Linked DNA regions of Homo sapiens: region 2 is linked to region 1. The links are chromatin loops, found by intact Hi-C in ENCODE. Cell type or tissue: GM12878. All regions are shown on one strand.

Region 1 (4,000 bases):
TTAGGATATGGACATCGTCAGGGGAGAAGGGCATTACGCCACCTACTACAAGGTAATACTTGAACAGAGGCCCTGGGACAAGCCTGCACTGTGAAGGCTGAGTTCAAATACACCTGCCACAGTCCATCTGTGCAAGGGGCAGGGAGGGGAGAGAGAGCACAGAGAACACGGATCATTCTGAGCAGGACGGGCTTCTCCAGAGGTGTCTCCATACAGCTCCATATAGCTTCTTGGCTATGACGGGAGGTGAAATTAACATCTGCCTCTACAGCAAACAGCACATGTCTTACCATATGCCAAGAGGCAAAGCATGAACTCCTTCTGGGGTCCAGTGTCCCAGATGTGGTTCCTAACTCCAGACCCTTCCTAGAAGCCACTGTCAGAGGGTTAACCCTGTGCGGCACTCATGCCCTGAGACAGAGGTGTGCAGGAAGGAGCTGTGGGCAGTGGTTCTCCAAGGGGGGAGGTAAGGAAATAGGGAGATGTGATGGAGAGCAGTGGTTTAGCTGTATCTGTGATGATGTTTCTTAAGAAACCCAAAAAGGTCTGAAGCAAATACTGCACAATTATGTTGCTAATTGGGAGGGTGGGGTCTTTTCTTATTTTCTGCTCATTTTAAAAAATTTTTTAAGAGATGGGGTCTTGCTTTGTTGCCTAGGCTGGTCCTGAACTCCAGGCCTCAGGGGATCCTCCTGCCTTCACCTCTCAAAGTGCTGGGATAATAGGCATGAGCCATCACACCCAGCCAATCCTTTTCTATATGTTTGAAATATTGCACAGTCAAAAAGAAACTAATAAATTACAAGGGAAACAAACTTACAGAAACATCTAAACCTCCTTCAAGGCAACATCCGGTCTGACTTTGACATTACTGAAAAGCTAAAAGCTCACCCCACTGGGAACGCAGCTGAAAACTAGATTCAGAACTCCTCAAAGAAGAGGCTCCCAGGGAGATACCTTATGCGGCTCCACTTATCCTGCTGCAGGTACACCCAGTCCCCAGGGCTCCCACATCTGGCCAAGAGTTAAATTCTAGAAGAGAGGTGAAGTCTGGAGTATCTGGTTTGACATGTGTTTTTAAATTCCGTGGCTGACGCTACAACCAAAGGTTCTGCTCATGTGAAGCACAAAGGGGAGATGAAATGTAGACCCAGAAGGATGACAGCAGCTTCATTGTGCCCCATTGCAGGATGCCAGGCAAACCCAGCTGCCCTGGAATAACGGCACCCTGAGGGAGGCTCTCTGCACCCCTCCACCCACCCTTGTTTCATCCTGGGTTGGAGGGAGCATGGCTGCAGCCCCTATCCCTGTATCAACCCTGGAAAATAACAGAGCCAACCTCTGATCCTTCTTGGACAGCAGAAAAGCTCAAGAACCTTCCCCTCTCACATCTGAAACTCCAAAGTTCATCACAGATTTCAATGTGAATTGGGAATCTTTCAAGGCAGGTATTATCATTCTAGCCTTAAAACTAGTCGTTAGCTTACTCAAGAAATGGTTATTAAGCACCTACCATGTGTTGGGTATGGCTTCATGCACTAAGAATACAGCAGTGAGCCAAAAAGACAAAAATCACAGGTCTCATGGAGCCTGTGGTATAGTTGGAGACAGATGACAAACAAGGAAAACAAGTCAATATATTAACACACGTCAGCCAGGCACAGTGGCCACCTAACACTTTGGGAGGCCAAGACAGGAGGATTGAGTCCCAGGAGTTTGAGACCAGCCTGGGCAACATAGTGAAAACCTATCTTTACAAAAAATTAGCCAGATGTGGTGGCACGCACCTATAATCCGAGCCACTTGGGAGACTGAGAAGGGAGGATCACCTGAGCCCAGGAGGTCAAGGTTACAGTGAGCTATGACCGCAACACTGCGCTTCAATGATAGAATAAGACCTGTCCCAAAAATATATATATACACACATATATTTTAATCTATATATTTAAATCTATTTTTAAATACATAAACATATTAACATATCATTATGTAATGTGTTACTATATAGTTACAGCTAATTAATATATAGTAATGTGTATATACACATATATAACTATACATTAACACATTACATATATATGTTAATTAGTTTGTTATTAGTTATAAGTGCTAAGCGGGGAAAGTAAAGCAAGGAAGGAGAACAGGGGGGCGAGGGGTGGTTTGCAGTCCCAGCTGGGTGGACACTGAAGAAGACCAGACTGGGTGCAGTGGCTCATGCCTGTAATCCCAGCACTTTGAGGGGCAGAAGTAGGAGGACCCCCTGAAGCCAGGCATTCCAGATCAGCCTAGGCAATATAGCAAGACTGTCTCAACAAAACAAAAGGAAAATAAAATAAATAAGTTGAGCATGGCGGCACTCGCTTATAGTCCCAGCAAGTCAGGAGACCAAGATGGGAGGATTGCTTGAGCTTAGGCGTTTGAGGCTGCAGTGAGCTATGATTGTGCCACTGCACTCCAGCCTGGGCAACAGAGTGAGACGTTATCTCAGAAAAAAAAAAAAAAAGAGTGAGACGGGAGCCACTGGTGGCGTCTGAGCACCTGAGTGACATACCCTGACTGCTGCATGAAGAGGAAGCACAGAAACAGGACGCCAGCCAGAGGTGGCTCAATAACCCCTTAGGGTGCAAACAACAGCTAGGATGGGGGCTGAAGGGGGTTAGAATTTTTAGAGTGATTTTTACGTTTTTGCTTTGTCCCTTCACATCCCTGTGCCTCCTTTTTCTCCATGTTGAAATGGAGCATAACATGAGCCACCCCTGGGTGATGGTCTGTGCACACAGCTGCCCACTTCCCTAGGATGTGTTGTTAGATTCCATGACTTACAAAGCAGGTGAGACTCTAACAGGAGGAGCTAAGTCTGGTGACCTTGAAGAGGAGGGCAGCTTATCTTTCCAGGTGATACTGTCATCAATGCTGCATCCTCAGATTCAATAACAGAGAATAAATCCTTTGTCAAGATATGAGTGGTGAAAAAACCACCACCTCCCCCAGAGAGCCCGTCTTCCAAGAAAGCCCATCCATACTCAGATCCTTTTTTATTACTCTTGGAAAGGTGGTGTGAAAATTTGATAAGGCAAGATATCAAAGTTCTGGCGTGTCACAGAGAGCGCTCTCGCTTGCTGATAACGTGCAGATACGGCAAGTCGAAAAGTACTTTTTTATTGCTTTGGGGCTCTCGATTCGTACCAGAGTTCCACAGCTGCTGGCTGAGTCAGCCGGTTCCTAACCATTCAACCTTTCAGAACATCATCTCCGCAAACCTGCAGTGCAGTGCTAATTTCTGAGATTATCCTCTGGGTAAAAAGGAACTGTCTCCTGGTGGCAGGGTGGGGTGGGTCACTACCTCCACAAAAAAGCAAAGAATGGTGGCAAATAGCAGGTGCTCAGGCTCTCCCAAGTGCAGGGTCGCTGTCCCAAGGGAACACAAGTGTTCCAAATGCAACACCCTGGAAAGGATTCTCCTCTTCATTCACTCCTGCCACAAGAATCTCATTCACAGATGCTGCTATGTTTAAAATGTTTAAGTCTCTCCCTTGGAATAAAGGATGTCTGAGTTTTCTTCCTCAAGAGCCAAGGTACTGCTACTGCAAAGAGCCCATGGAGACGTAGATGAAACCCAATACCCATGAGTTGGTTGTTGTCCTTACTGGAGCTGAATGATATGTACACAGCATGCATTGAACGAGTCTCTCTGCTTTTCATATATTCGAAATTTTCTATAATTAAAAAAATATTTAGGCTGGGCGCGGTGGCTCATGCCTGTAATCATAGCACTTTGGGAGGCCAAGGCGGGTGGATCACCTGAGGTCAGCAGTTCGAGACCAGCCTGGCCAATGTGGTGAAACCCCATCTCTACTAAAAATACAAAAATTAGCTAGGTGTGGTGGTGCATTCCTGTAGTCCCAGCTACGTGGAAGGCTGAGGCAGGAGAATCACTTGAACCCGGGAGGCGGAGGTTGCAGTGAGCCGAGATCATGCCACTGCACTCCAGCTTGGGTGA
Region 2 (4,000 bases), 78 kb after region 1:
CTGTACTAAAAATACAAAACTTAGCCAGGCATGGTGGCAGGCACCTGTAATTCCAGCTACTTGGGAGGCTGAGGCATGAGAATCGCTTGAACCTGGGAAGCGGAGGTTGCAGTGAGCCGAGATGGTGCCACTGCACTCCAGCCTGGGCAACAAGAGTGAAACTCTGTCTCAAAAAAAAAAAAAAAAAAAAAAAGTCCATCATTCTTACTAATGGAGGCCAAATCATCTCAGCGCTTCTTTGGCTGATCAGAATGCTCAAAGCCAGGGTTATCCAATAGACCAGAGGTCCCCAGCCCCCAGACCATGGACCAGTAGTGGTCTGTGGCCTGTTAGGAACTGGGCTGCACAGAAGGAGGTGAGCAGCAGGCTAGCGAGTGAAGCTTCATCTGTATTTACAGCTGATCCCCCTGGCTAGTGTTACCACCTAAGCTCTGTCTCCTGTCAGAGCAGCAGTGGCATTAGATTCTAATAGGAGCACCAACCCTATTGTGAACTGCATGTGGAAGGGATCTAGGTTGTGTGCTCCTTATGAGAATCTAATGCCTGATGATCTGTCACTGTCTCCCACCACCCTGAGATGGGATTATCTAGTTGCAGGAAAACAAGCTCAGGGCTCCCACTGATTCTACATTATGGTGAGTTGTATAATGATTTCATTATATATTATAATTTTCATAACAATAGAAATAAAGTACACAATAAATGTAATGTACCTGAATCATCCCGAAACTTCCCCCCAACAAATCCATGGAAACTGGTCCTTGGTGCTAAAAAAAAAAATGGGGACCACTGCAATAGACTATTCAGTCACGGTCCAATCAAACATTCTGCAATGGCGGACTTGCTCTACTCTGCACTGTCCAACAGGGGAGCTGCTAGCCACCCACATGGGCTGTTGAGCCCTTGAAATGTGGCTGGTGAGAATGAAGAGCTGAATTTTCAATTTTCTCTTATTTTAACTAATTTTTTTTTTTTTGAGACAGAGTCTCACTCTATCCCCCAGGCTGGAGTGCAGTGGCACAATCTCGTCTCACTGCAACCTCCATCTCCCAGATTCAAGCAATTCTCCTGCCTCAGCCTCCTGAGTACCTGGGATTACAAGAACCCGCCATCATGCCTGGCTAATTTTTGTATTTTTGTAGAGACGGGATTTCACCATGTTGGCCAGGCTGATCTTGAACTGCTGACCTCAGGTGTTCTGCCCACCTTAGCCTCCCAAAGTGCTGGGATTACAGGCATGAGCCACCACACCCAGCCTTAATTCATTTCTAAATCACAAAATCTAAACAACAAGTGGCTAGGAGCTACCATAGTGTACAAGGCAGCTGTAGAATCACAGGAAATTGTCAATGACCCTGTCCTGCTTCAAGTGGACTTTTCCCCCTCATGGTGACACTCTAGATTCTTTCCTCTTCTCTCACATTTTTTAGATTTTCAGGCTTAGACCATGAAAATAAGTTCTGTCCTTCCAAGAAAATAACGTTCATAACACTTACTGTATACCAGGCTGATTTCAGTGCTTTACATGTATTAATTTACAACAACTCTGAGGCGGGAGCTGTGATTATGCCCATTTAACAGATGAGAAAACTGAGGCAGAAAGCGGTGCTGGAACTTCTCAAAGTCACACAGGTTGCAGGAGGCAGAACCCGGATTTGAACTCACTTTGGGTTCAGCAACTCACAGCTCTCACCTATGACATAATATTACTTCTGTGGTCAAAACACTTAGACCTGGATTTCACAGGAATCTTGTGCTTGTCTGGCTGCTAGGGAGGTTTTCATCATCTTCCTTATCTCACAGTTCAAAACCCAGGGCCTCCATGCTCTTGCTCTGGTGGCCGTTCACTGGCAGGAGGCTTCTGGGAAGGTTCTCCTTTTCTGTCATTTTTCTTATTCGTGGTTTTTTGTCTCATTGGTGTTTATCTGCAAAACTTTGTTTCCTTCTGCTCAATTCATAATCAGAGTGCTTTTCCTCCTGGCTGAACTCATAAGTGTTTATGCAAAAAGAGGTTGGGCACAGAGCCAGGCGACTGACGACACCCGGCTCGTCTGGCAAGTGGATATCAAATTGTTGTATCTTGTTCTGCCATTCGTGGCTCCTGCGGTGGGGCTGGGCCATCTGCCAGCTCTCCAAAGAGCTGGTGGGAAACCGCTGCAATCAGAGCGAACCCACGGCCCGGGTGAGCCCGCCTCGGCACAGCACTCCAGCTGGCCCCCAGTACCTTTGGGGACACATCTGCATTGCCACCAGGGCTGTGGGAGGGCCGCCTGCCTCCTGTCCGTCACAGGGAAAACCTACCCTTGTCCCGCCTCCCTTCCAGGCAGCCTGTGTGGGGATTGCTGCATTCACCTTTAATATGGCTAAAATTTTTCCTTCAATGACAGTAATGCTGCCAGAACCCATCAAGATACCCAGGAACTGATGTGCCTTGGCAGATGATGCTGGAAAGATGGGATTCCCGGCAGCCTTTCCATCCCTTGCTCACAACCCACGAGCATCTCCACCGTCCAGCAGGGCTTCTCTCACGTTCAGGGCAGAAACAGAGAGAGTCCATCTGGAACAGGCTCGGATTTTAAATGACTGTCCCCGATAATTCAACACGATCGATGACTGAGGTATTTCACCAAGTTCAGGAGTCTCAGTTCTCAGAGAGAGGCAGCCAGCCATGACTGCCAGACCTGGGCAAACCATACAAACCAGACGGCAGGTCTCACCCCTCCCCAGAGAGCTCCAGAGAGTATCAAAGAGTGAAACAGCAGAGGGATGGTCTGGGTGGGGTCATCGTGGCTGGCAAGGGTCTGTGACAGCACCTTGTTAGGCTACTCCCAAGAGGAAATTTGGAGAGAGGGTGGGAGGGCAGCTCTCAGTGCAAGCTAAGTCTCCTGGAAAATAACTTTCAAACTTTGGAGGATTGTGAGCAAGATGGGACCAGCAACTTCTTCCTAAAAGAATGTTAATAGCAAGATAACTCATCCAATTATTGGTCCAAGCTAGGTCTTTATTATGCATCGTAAAGGCTCTGAGAATAAAAATGTAACCTCCAAAAGGGCTGCAGGCTTTGAAGAATCTCAGGCAACTCGCTTCCTTCTGCTCAGTGACTCCCCTGGAGCACAGCAAAGCAAGGAAACACTTAGAGCCAAGCTTGAGTTCTGAATTTCAAATACAGGGAGTACATCTCTTTCTACCCAATTGTTCCCTAGGTGAGTAACTAACTCCTTCCCCTTAACTGCACGTACTTCCTACCAAAGCACAAGCACGATGGGCTGTCCATGAGCCTCCCCCAAACACGTGCGCCTTGTGACATAAATTCTGTCACCCAAAGAGACCAGACAAAATGTAAAACCAAAGTGGAGCCTTTCCTTGAATTATAGGTTCTAAAGAGTTTTGGACTCTCTACAAAACCCAAGAGTTAGGAATTGCCTGTAAGAAGCACCAGCCCTTGTTTTAAAGAGGCAATTTAAGAATAATAACCATGCTGATGCCACACTACGCTAAGGGAGAATAATGAACCTAATAAAACTAGCGATTTTCCAATTGCTTTTGCTGCTGGAAACACTGATTATGCTAATTAAAGGGTAGAATAGTAAATACCCACTCTTTTGCATCCAATTAAGTGTTCAGATTATTTCTCAGAAGTGTTTGTTGAAAATAGCACTTCTGATAATCATGGGTCCCAAATAAACAGAGTCAAGTGTGGTGTGGTACATGTGTGAGTGTGTGTGTGCGCGCGCACACATGTGTCTTTCTGGAGCTCATTTTATGGAGATCCCGCATAGCTCCCCAAATTCCTATGAGACCAAATAAGAAAAATCACAGTTTCCTAAGACTACAGCTTGGGATATCTTTGGAAAAGGTGTGTATTGAGAACACAGCATACGGAAACTATTTCACGTTGGCAATATCTGTGATTTAACATTGCAAACATCAGAAATACAACTGTTTCTTCAGAGCCACCTAAGTCCCTCATAATGGCAATATTAGCTTTTTCTCAATAATA

The links. A loop is a pair of places that touch in the nucleus more often than their neighbours do. Peaks named below come from ENCODE experiments on the same cell type or tissue, not always from the same donor. Only the 100,000 strongest peaks of a DNase experiment are listed, where the experiment ranks them.
Region 2: a loop joins it to region 1, with 2.0 times the contacts of the local background. A loop is called at or near these places in 1 of 110 quality-filtered maps.

What each region holds. Positions count from the first base shown.
Region 1 is chr16:5,193,236-5,197,235 of GRCh38, reverse strand. No RefSeq gene overlaps it. Among named protein-coding and RNA genes, the nearest start is that of LINC02164, 26 kb to the left of the region's middle. In GM12878, no CTCF peak of the experiment used is centred here; no DNase peak of the experiment used is centred here.
Region 2 is chr16:5,115,630-5,119,629 of GRCh38, reverse strand. It overlaps LOC107984828 (a long non-coding RNA gene), which reads right to left. Exons shown (of 2, transcript XR_001752066.1): 2 at 1,502-3,106. It also overlaps the pseudogene ENPP7P14. Among named protein-coding and RNA genes, the nearest start is that of EEF2KMT, 20 kb to the right of the region's middle. In GM12878, no CTCF peak of the experiment used is centred here; a DNase peak (open chromatin) is centred at 2,029.